Regions from separate parts of the Homo sapiens genome. Here region 2 is linked to region 1. The links are chromatin contacts, found by Hi-C or POLR2A ChIA-PET in ENCODE. All regions are on one chromosome and are shown on one strand. Each heading gives the region's core, a stretch centred on a gene start or an enhancer-like site at or near the end of the contact. The rest is flanking DNA. Distances are from core to core; before and after follow the strand shown. Region 1 overlaps RAI1 (retinoic acid induced 1). Region 2 overlaps RAI1 (retinoic acid induced 1).

Region 1 (3,876 bases), core at 1,027-3,526:
AGGAGGGTAGGCTGGAGGAGGCCTTTCCAAGTGTGGCACGGGGCGGAGAGGCAGAGAAGCTTTGCCGGTGTCACTCTTCTGTGGGTGTCCCAGCCACAGGGGCCTTACTTCGGGCCCACTCGCAGCCTGGGACCTTGGGCTAGAGTCCCTGAGTGGCCGAGAGAGAGCCCTTTCTAGGAAGCAGGGCAGGCGATGCCCAAGGAGGCAGGCTCTGCAGGAGCTGGGAACTGCCAGAGCATCAGGCATGGTGCCAGCCTGGTATGCTTCTCATACCCACCCAGCCCTTGGTAGCCCTCCTAGAGGTGAGGACGTGGGAGCAGAGGGGCCACACACATAGGGTGTCGGGACCAGCCTGAACCGGGTCAGCCTGACCCTGCACTTGGGGTGCCTGGCGGCCAGGCCTGTCCTGCACATCTGATTCATGCCTCGTTTACAGGCTGTGTTTCATTCCCTTCAGTCCTTCCACAGTGTCTGCTGATGGCGCCAAGGTTCTGGCCCAGATGCCCTGGCGAAGGCACCCAAAGGGACAGGGGCTGGGTCTCCAAGGGGAAGCATTTTGCTGCAGAAGGAAGGGTGTTGGCTGCAGGACACAGCATGCCAGAGGCCTGGGGGTGTGGGTGGCGAGCAGGTGGGATTGGGGAGGTGGAGGCAGGGACTGAGGCCAAAAAGGAGTCTGGGCCTTGACTGCTTGAAGGGTTTTATCTTGAAGGCAGTGGGAAAAGATGGGTGCTCTGGGCAGTGAGCACCGCTGGAGCAAAGTCTCGGCAGTGGGAACACACAGGGACAATGAGGAGAGGCTTAAGAGGATCAGAAGAGGACCCAGGTGGGGCCTCAGTTTCCTCCCTGAGAACTCCTGAGTCCTCTGGGGTGTGGGCTGGATGAGAGCAGCCTCCCTCCTCCTGGAGCTGCTGTGCAGGCCTAGAATGCTGGTCTAGAGGGAAGCAGGGACCTGACCATCTCCCCAACCTCTTGCCTAAGCCCAGAGCAGCTCGGCCTAGCCCTGCATCCCCTGTGAGCTGAGCACTGGGAGGGACTGTTCAGTCTCGGCTGAGAAGTAGGTGATGGTCCTGGGGGACTGATAATTAAAGCTCAGCAGATTATAATTCCCTGAAAGAAAGCTCAGCACAGAGAGGGAGGAACAGTGCCCAGAGCCTTGGCACAGGCTGGAGGAGGATTGCTGGGGGAGGTGGTGGTGGGGGGAATAAGAATGATACCTGGAACCATCGTGTTCAGAGCTTCCTCTCGGTGAGGCCTCCTAGGTGCCCAGCCCTGGGCACTTTGCTGTTTCCAGTCTTCAGACCCTCCTTGCCAATGAAAGGTTCCTGCCATCCCCATTTTACAGATGAAGAAACTGAGGCTTGGAAAGGTCTGGCAACTGTGGTTCAAGGCCCATGGCTGGTAAGAAGTGAGCCTGCGGCTAAACCCTGGGCTGTGTTGGGAGCGTTGGCCTCCTTACTGAGAAGAAGGCACTGCTTAACTCAGAGAGAGGCTGTCTGATGGCAGAGTCCTGGGCAGGCCACAGGCCTGAAGCAGGAACAGGTTGGAGCAGGGAAGACCCCTCAGGACATTCCCCATGTTTGTGGCCTTCTGTCTGGGAGAGGGGGATGGGATCAGGGGTCACACTGTGGTGACTGGATCTGCCATTCACTTAGTCACCTGTTGTGTGATGCCAGGCAGGTGACGTCCTTCCTTGGGCATCTCCTCTATAAAGGGCTTGTGTTCTCCTGGGGTTTGCAGGCTTCTTTAAGAATCTCTTCCTCCCTCATTAATCCTACAGGTCCCAACTGAGCCTGTTCTCATGCCAGGAGCTCCTGGCACACTCCTTTCATCACCTGCCGGAGCTGGGCTCTATTATCATCCCTATTTGACAGAAGAGCACACCAAGGCCCAGAGGCTACTGCTGCCTGGCGGTCAGCCTTCTCCTCACCAGTTAAACCTGCTTCGTGCAGTCCTGCTGCCCAGCTTGTTGCTCCTGCCTGTCTCCTTGGCCCTGCCTGGAAGACCCTCACTTTCCCATGCCCTGTGCAGAGCCTACCACCTCCTCTGCCATCTCTTCCACAGAGAGGCCAGGGCTTGAGCACATAGGCCAGAGGTTGTCCTCTGGCAATGCCCCCAGGTGGGCGCTGTTTGGCCAGCCCAGGCTTTTAAAAATAACATTGGATTTCACATAAAAATTCTACATTTTGCTTCCCTGAAAAAAAAAATCAGGTCGGCATTGCAGGGCCACACACCCACAGGGCACTATCGGCAGAGCTACCATGGGACTGCCACCTTCTGAGTCACCTGGTTCCCTGCAGTTCCCACTCATGTGCCAGCTGGGCCCTGGCACTCTGGAGCTTGCCACCCTGCTTAGACCTGGGTTCCTGCCCTGGCATCCTGGCTTTCCCTGATCCGAGGCAGATTCTATCTTTGAAGCTCATCTAGTAAATGTCAAAACTGAGAAACTGATTCCAAACTGGGTCTTAGTGTTTTCTGAGAATTCTCCAGGCCAGAAAGAAAAAGAAAGGGTGCACCAGATGCGGGGCACTGCGTGGGGAAAGATAAGGAGGTGTGAAAGGATGCAGAATGCTTGGGGAATAATACCATGTTCTCCTTGCCTGTTAAGTACTTGGTTGGCAATGCCTGAATACTAACACCAATCAGATTCTGCTTGTTCTATAAGATGATTCATTCATTCCAGGCATTCAGATGACCCTCACAGCATCCCTGATAGAGCACCATTGTGGGTGCTTTTATTCTCATTTTCAGCAGATGAGAACACTGGATCTCAGGGAAGTGACATGGCACGCCCCAGGTCCCAGTAAGGGCAGGACCCTGACAAGAATTCCGACTCCTGACTCCCAGTCCAGTGCTCGTTCTCTCTAAGACACTGGAAAAATTGGCTCTTAGGTGGGCTTCTTTCTCTGGCACATTTTTTAAATGCTCCTTTAGTTAATATGCAGGAGGGATTTCCATGTTCTCGTACATAACCTTTTGCTGAAGTGACAACGTGCGATAAAAGGGTCCCAGGAGAGCCAGTGTAATTTGGGCTGTGAGGGACAGAGAATACCAATGCAGAAGCCTCTGCAGAAGGCCTGGCTGCTCCTGGGGGCTGGGAGACCCGGGGCCCCCTCACCACCCAATGCAAAGGTCTGGCCATCTTGGGCCCTGGGACCACGTGTACGTTCTGATTCGTCTTCCACTGCTTGGTTTATTTTTCTCACGTTTTTGGGTGAGGATCTTGGTTCCTAGAGGAGGGAGGTCTAGGCAGAGAGAAAATGAGCATCCAGGACAGGGGGAGAGATTGAGGAGGATGCCTGAGGCAGACGTTGAAGCCTTGTTTCTAGTCAAGCACTGGCTAGTTGGGGGGTATCAGACAAAGGGGTCCACATAGAAGGCAAACTGAAGGGCATGTTCAAGTGCTGTTCACGCCTGCCTTTAGCCCCCAACGACCAAAAGGGGGCTTGGCATAGCGAGACCCTCTCTCTACAATTTTTTTTTTTTAATTTAGCCAGGCATGGTGGTGGGTGCCTGTGGTCCCAGCTACTCCAGAAGCTGAGGTGGGAGGAACACCTGAGCCCGGGAGGTCAAGGCTGCCATGAGCCAAGATTGTACCACTGCACTCCAGCCTGGGTGAAAGAGCGAGACCTTGTCTCAAAAAAATAAAAAGTTGGGGGGATGTTAAGGAGGTTCCAGTTAATTGTGGCTGATTCTAAATTGGGAGGCCTAACAAATGGTACTTATCCTCCCGTGGGAGCAGACCAGGGCTAACCAAGGCCGCTGGGAATGGGGGTCATGGAGACAGAGCCCCTTTTCCCTCCCACCCACCTGAAGGCTCCAAGAACTTCCACTGCAGAGGTGTCAGGGACGGACCTGGTGCAGACCAGTGGGCCCACA
Region 2 (3,941 bases), core at 1,272-3,771, 77 kb after region 1:
GGACTGGCCTTGCCCAGTGACTCCCGCCCCGTGCCCCATGTGGGGTGGTGCTGGGGCAGTGCTGAGGGAGCCAGTTTGGAAGTGGCGACCTCCTACCCTCAACTTCCCTTGGTGGGAGTGCCCGCAGCTACCCAGGCGTGCCAGGGGCAGGCCTGGGATTTTAGCCTAGTGTCTTTGGAATATCTAGTTCAGCCCCAGAACCACATCTGGCTTGCCTGAGCCAAGGGAAGGGGAACAGCCGTGGCACATCTCTAGCTGCTGGCCCTGAATGGCAGTTTCCAGGTCCGTGGCACTCCAGCTTCTGGAGACAAGGGCAGATCGCCTCAGAGAGGCCTGCTACCACCCAGCCCTGCCCTCAGGGCTGCAGAGCTGTCCCTGCCCTGCCTTCTGGCCACCACCCTGTCATGATGCCATTGCACAGAGCCACCTCCAGTGTGAACAGGAAGATTGTGTTGGAGAGAGCACCAGCCTCCAGCTACTTTTGGGTCTGGGGTTTGTTCAGAACAGTGGCTGGTGAGGCTTTGGGGGAGGGGAGCCGAGAAGGGGACTAGAGACTGGGGGGTCCCTGGGGGAAAAGCCAGCTTCTCCCTAGGTGGCAGTAGGCAGGGGAGTGGAGACTCCCTGAGATAGCAACACCTCCTGGGCCTAGGTGGGCATAAGCACTGGCCATGCTTGGTTGTCCTCTCTGCCCCTGCCTCCTGCGCCCACTGCATGCCACACATGTGCAGGGTGGTTTATTTTTAAATTTTATTTTATTTTATATTTTATTTTATTATTTTATTTTATTTTATTTTATTTTATTATTTTATTTTATTTTATTTTATTTTATTTTATTTTATTTTATTTCATCTCAGACAGGGCCTGGCTGTGTTGCCCAGGCAGGGGTGCAGTGGTACAATCACAGCTCACTGCAACCTCCGCCTCCCAGGCTCAAGTGATCCTCCCGCCCCAGCCTCTCGAGTAGCTGGGACTACAGGCATGCGCCACCATGCTGGCTAATTTTTGTATTTTTGATAGAGATGAGGTTTTGCCATGTTGCCCAGGCTGGTCTTGAACTCCTGGGCTCAAGCGATTCATTCACCTCATCCTCCCAAAGTGCTGGGATTACAGACATGAGCCACTGCTGCTGCCAAGATGGTTTCTATACACTCCCATCCTCAATCTCCATGATAGGCATACAGTAGGTGGCATAATGCCCATTTTACAGATGTGGAGACTGAGGCTCAGAGAAGTAGCAGATGCTCAAATCCAGGCTTGCAACACCACTACCAGTCCGTCCACAGGGGTTCATGACATGCTCACTGGAAGTTAGTGAGCTCTTCCAGGGGCTGGGCATACATCCAGGGAAGAAGACAGAGCTGGTGCCCTCTGGGAGCTTGCCTGCCAGTGGGGAAGAAACAAGGAGCAAGACAAGATCACACAGGCCAGTCTCTTAGGAGGCAGTGACAAGTGTGGCTGGCAGAGTAAGGCGGGAGGGAGGGAGGGACTGAGGGACTGCCTCAAGTGAGGAGGGGCGGCACGTGGAACTCAGGGGGAAAAGCTCTCCGCGGAGGAGGTGAGGTGAGTCAAGACTGCCAGGCCAGGGGCCGCACCCGCGCCGTGGAGTGGAGTGGAGTGTGGAGGGTTTTGTGCAGAATCTGATTAACTCTTTGAAAAGAGCCCCTGCAGTCTGGAGCCTCGCGGGCAGTGCGGCTCCCCTCCTGGCTGCAGACAAAACCCCACAGCTGTGGGGCCCCCACCCTGTCCTAACCACCGAAACTTCTCTTTGGTCACAGGTTGCATATTCATCGAAGAGAACTTTTCTTTGAAATGTCCCAAACATAAGGTAGGGGACCACAGTGTTTTGTAGGGCGAGGGGTGTCAAGCGGGAGAGGAGCCCCACCTCGCACCTCCTTCACAGTCCCCTGGGCCCCCTTGGCTGCGCAGCCCCGCAGGGCCCAGCCCTAGGGGAGGGAGCTCTCCCCGCCCACCCCCAGGAGCCCCCGCCGCCGTCCAGCTCAGGTCCCTGTCCACTTGCGCGCCGCCGCCGCCGAAAACCCGCAGGCGTCGGGGCATGGGCAGCCAGGGGCTGGAGGGCGTCCCTGGGACGGCCTCCCTGCAGCTCCCCAAGATAGGTGACAGAGTGGGGCAGGCGGGGGCGCGGGACGGTGGCACGGAGCTGAAGGCGAAGGTGAAGGTGAAGCTGGACGGGGTGGGGCCAGAAGGGGTGGTGCCGACGGCCTCGGGCGGAGACCCCAGCCGCGCTCTGGGGTCGCCTGGGTCTGGGGCTTAGGCGGGGGGCCCACACTGGGGGCGGGGCCTATGGACTGTGAAGTCCGAGGTCGTCGGTAACTGGCGGGCGGGCGTCTTTTGCAGAGGCTGCCGTAGTAATCCACCCCAACGGCCGGAGGAGCCGCCGGAGCCCGCCTGCCCGCCCGCCGCCGAAGGAGAGGAGCCGCCTGCGCAGCCCCCGGGCCTTTGAGCTGCTCCCAGCGCTGGTCCAGAGCCGATCCTTGATCCGGGTCCCGGATCGTGGATCCGGCCGCCTAGGGCTCAGACTTGCGGCCCCGGGTTGGGAGGAAAACCCGTTCCGGAGCCGCCTGCTCCCGGAACCGGACGGCACAGGGCGTTCTTGCCCACCCCAGGGGCCAGGCTTGCGGAGGGGGAGCCCGCGGAGCGGCCAGACTCCCCGGGGCGCTCAGCCTCCGGCGAGGGTGGGAGACGGCTTTGTCCTGGGGACACTTTCCCTCTGGAATCTCAAGACGACGTGGCACACATTCCACGTGGGTGCTGCCGCCACCCCAGTCGGTCGTGGCGTGCAGCTGGGAGCCCTGGGCTTGGGGGTGGGGGTCGAAACAGTACTGGAAGAGGCGGAGGGCGGCTCCTAGCTCCGTGGACTAGGCGGGGGAGAAAGGAAGCCTTTCTGAGAGCGGGCTAGGCCGGCACTGGAGAGGCCGGAGCCTTTGGAACAAACCGTGCGGAACGCGTCCAGGGGCCTTCCCGCCCAGCCTTTGCCAGATCTCTCGTGCGGTTCGGGCAAAGCCGGGGTAGACCTGGGCTATGCTCAGTTAGGGGTTGCGGGATCCCCGAGTGTGGGCGGGACTGGGACACCCTTTGGCCTCTGTTTGTCCCCTTTCCAGTCCTCCACCCCACCCCTGGAGCCCAGCCTGGGAGCGCAAAACCCAAGAAGCGGCCAGAACGCACCTCCGGCTCCGGCGGACGCGCGACCGTTGTGCACCACCAGGGACCGCCGCGCCTACTCTGCACGGGAGCAGGGACAGCGCTAGATTTCGTGTACAAAACCTGTGTACCCCTCTATATATATGTTACATAGAATGTATATATGTTGGGAACATGCTCGCTTCTCCCGTGTGTCGCCGCCGTGCGTCGTGCGCCCGCAACAGAGCCCCAACCGGGCCTTTGCCGGGTAAGGGGCTACCGCGACGCCACTTGTCCACGCAGCCACCACCGGCCCGGGCCAGTCCCTGCCAGTCCGTCCGCCTGTCCGTCCGTGTCCTCAGCTCTGTCCACGCTTCGATAGGCCTGACGCAGCCCCCAGCCCAGGGCCGCCCTAGCAACTTCCTGTACATATGACTGTAAAATGGTAAACGTGTGTATTATATCTGGCCTCGTTATATAGTGTATATATATGTATACATATACATATATATAATATATATGAAGACTGTAAATGTTAAGACGACTAGTGTTCTTATTAGTATATTGCTTCACACTGAAGATTGTGTGTATCGAGCTGTTTCTAAAAGATGTTTATTTTCCTTAAGAGTAAAAAACAGTCATTGCATTCAGAAAAAAAAAAAAAAAAAAGTCAATAAAGATACAACGATTGTTTTGGAAAATCTGCAGCCCGTGGATTCCGACCAGATTCAGCTGGGAGCCGGGCCAGGCTTTAGGTTGGGGAATGGGAATGAAGGGAGGGGCTGGGGGGGGGGGCATGAATG

The links. A loop is a pair of places that touch in the nucleus more often than their neighbours do. ChIA-PET counts read pairs that join two places held with the same protein, here RNA polymerase II (POLR2A). Pooled maps may share reads with other maps.
Region 2: a loop to region 1 is called in a pooled map, with 3 times the contacts of the local background. The contact joins two enhancer-like sites. A Hi-C loop is called at or near these places in 3 of 168 maps with a recorded cell type or tissue (naive thymus-derived CD4-positive, alpha-beta T cell, right cardiac atrium and spleen), 2 of 37 single-sample maps with no recorded cell type and 8 of 50 pooled maps. POLR2A ChIA-PET finds 5 or more read pairs at or near these places in 6 of 52 experiments (AG04449, GM12878, H1 and 3 more).

Annotation. Positions count from the first base shown.
Region 1 is chr17:17,730,809-17,734,684 of GRCh38, forward strand. All of the region lies in intron 2 of RAI1 (retinoic acid induced 1), which reads left to right. Among named protein-coding and RNA genes, the nearest start is that of RAI1-AS1, 34 kb to the right of the region's middle. Within about 2 kb of position 2,277, at least 4 of the 41 ENCODE cell types and tissues checked have a DNase peak (open chromatin) inside an H3K27ac peak, as active enhancers do.
Region 2 is chr17:17,807,615-17,811,555 of GRCh38, forward strand. RAI1 (retinoic acid induced 1) reads left to right here. Exons shown (of 6, transcript NM_030665.4): 5 at 1,776-1,825; 6 at 2,356-3,839. The coding sequence ends at 2,367. SREBF1 (sterol regulatory element binding transcription factor 1) reads right to left here. Exons shown (of 19, transcript NM_004176.5): 19 at 3,720-3,941. Among named protein-coding and RNA genes, the nearest start is that of MIR6777, 4.0 kb to the right of the region's middle. RefSeq lists a silencer at 1,428-1,477. Within about 2 kb of position 2,522, at least 15 of the 41 ENCODE cell types and tissues checked have a DNase peak (open chromatin) inside an H3K27ac peak, as active enhancers do.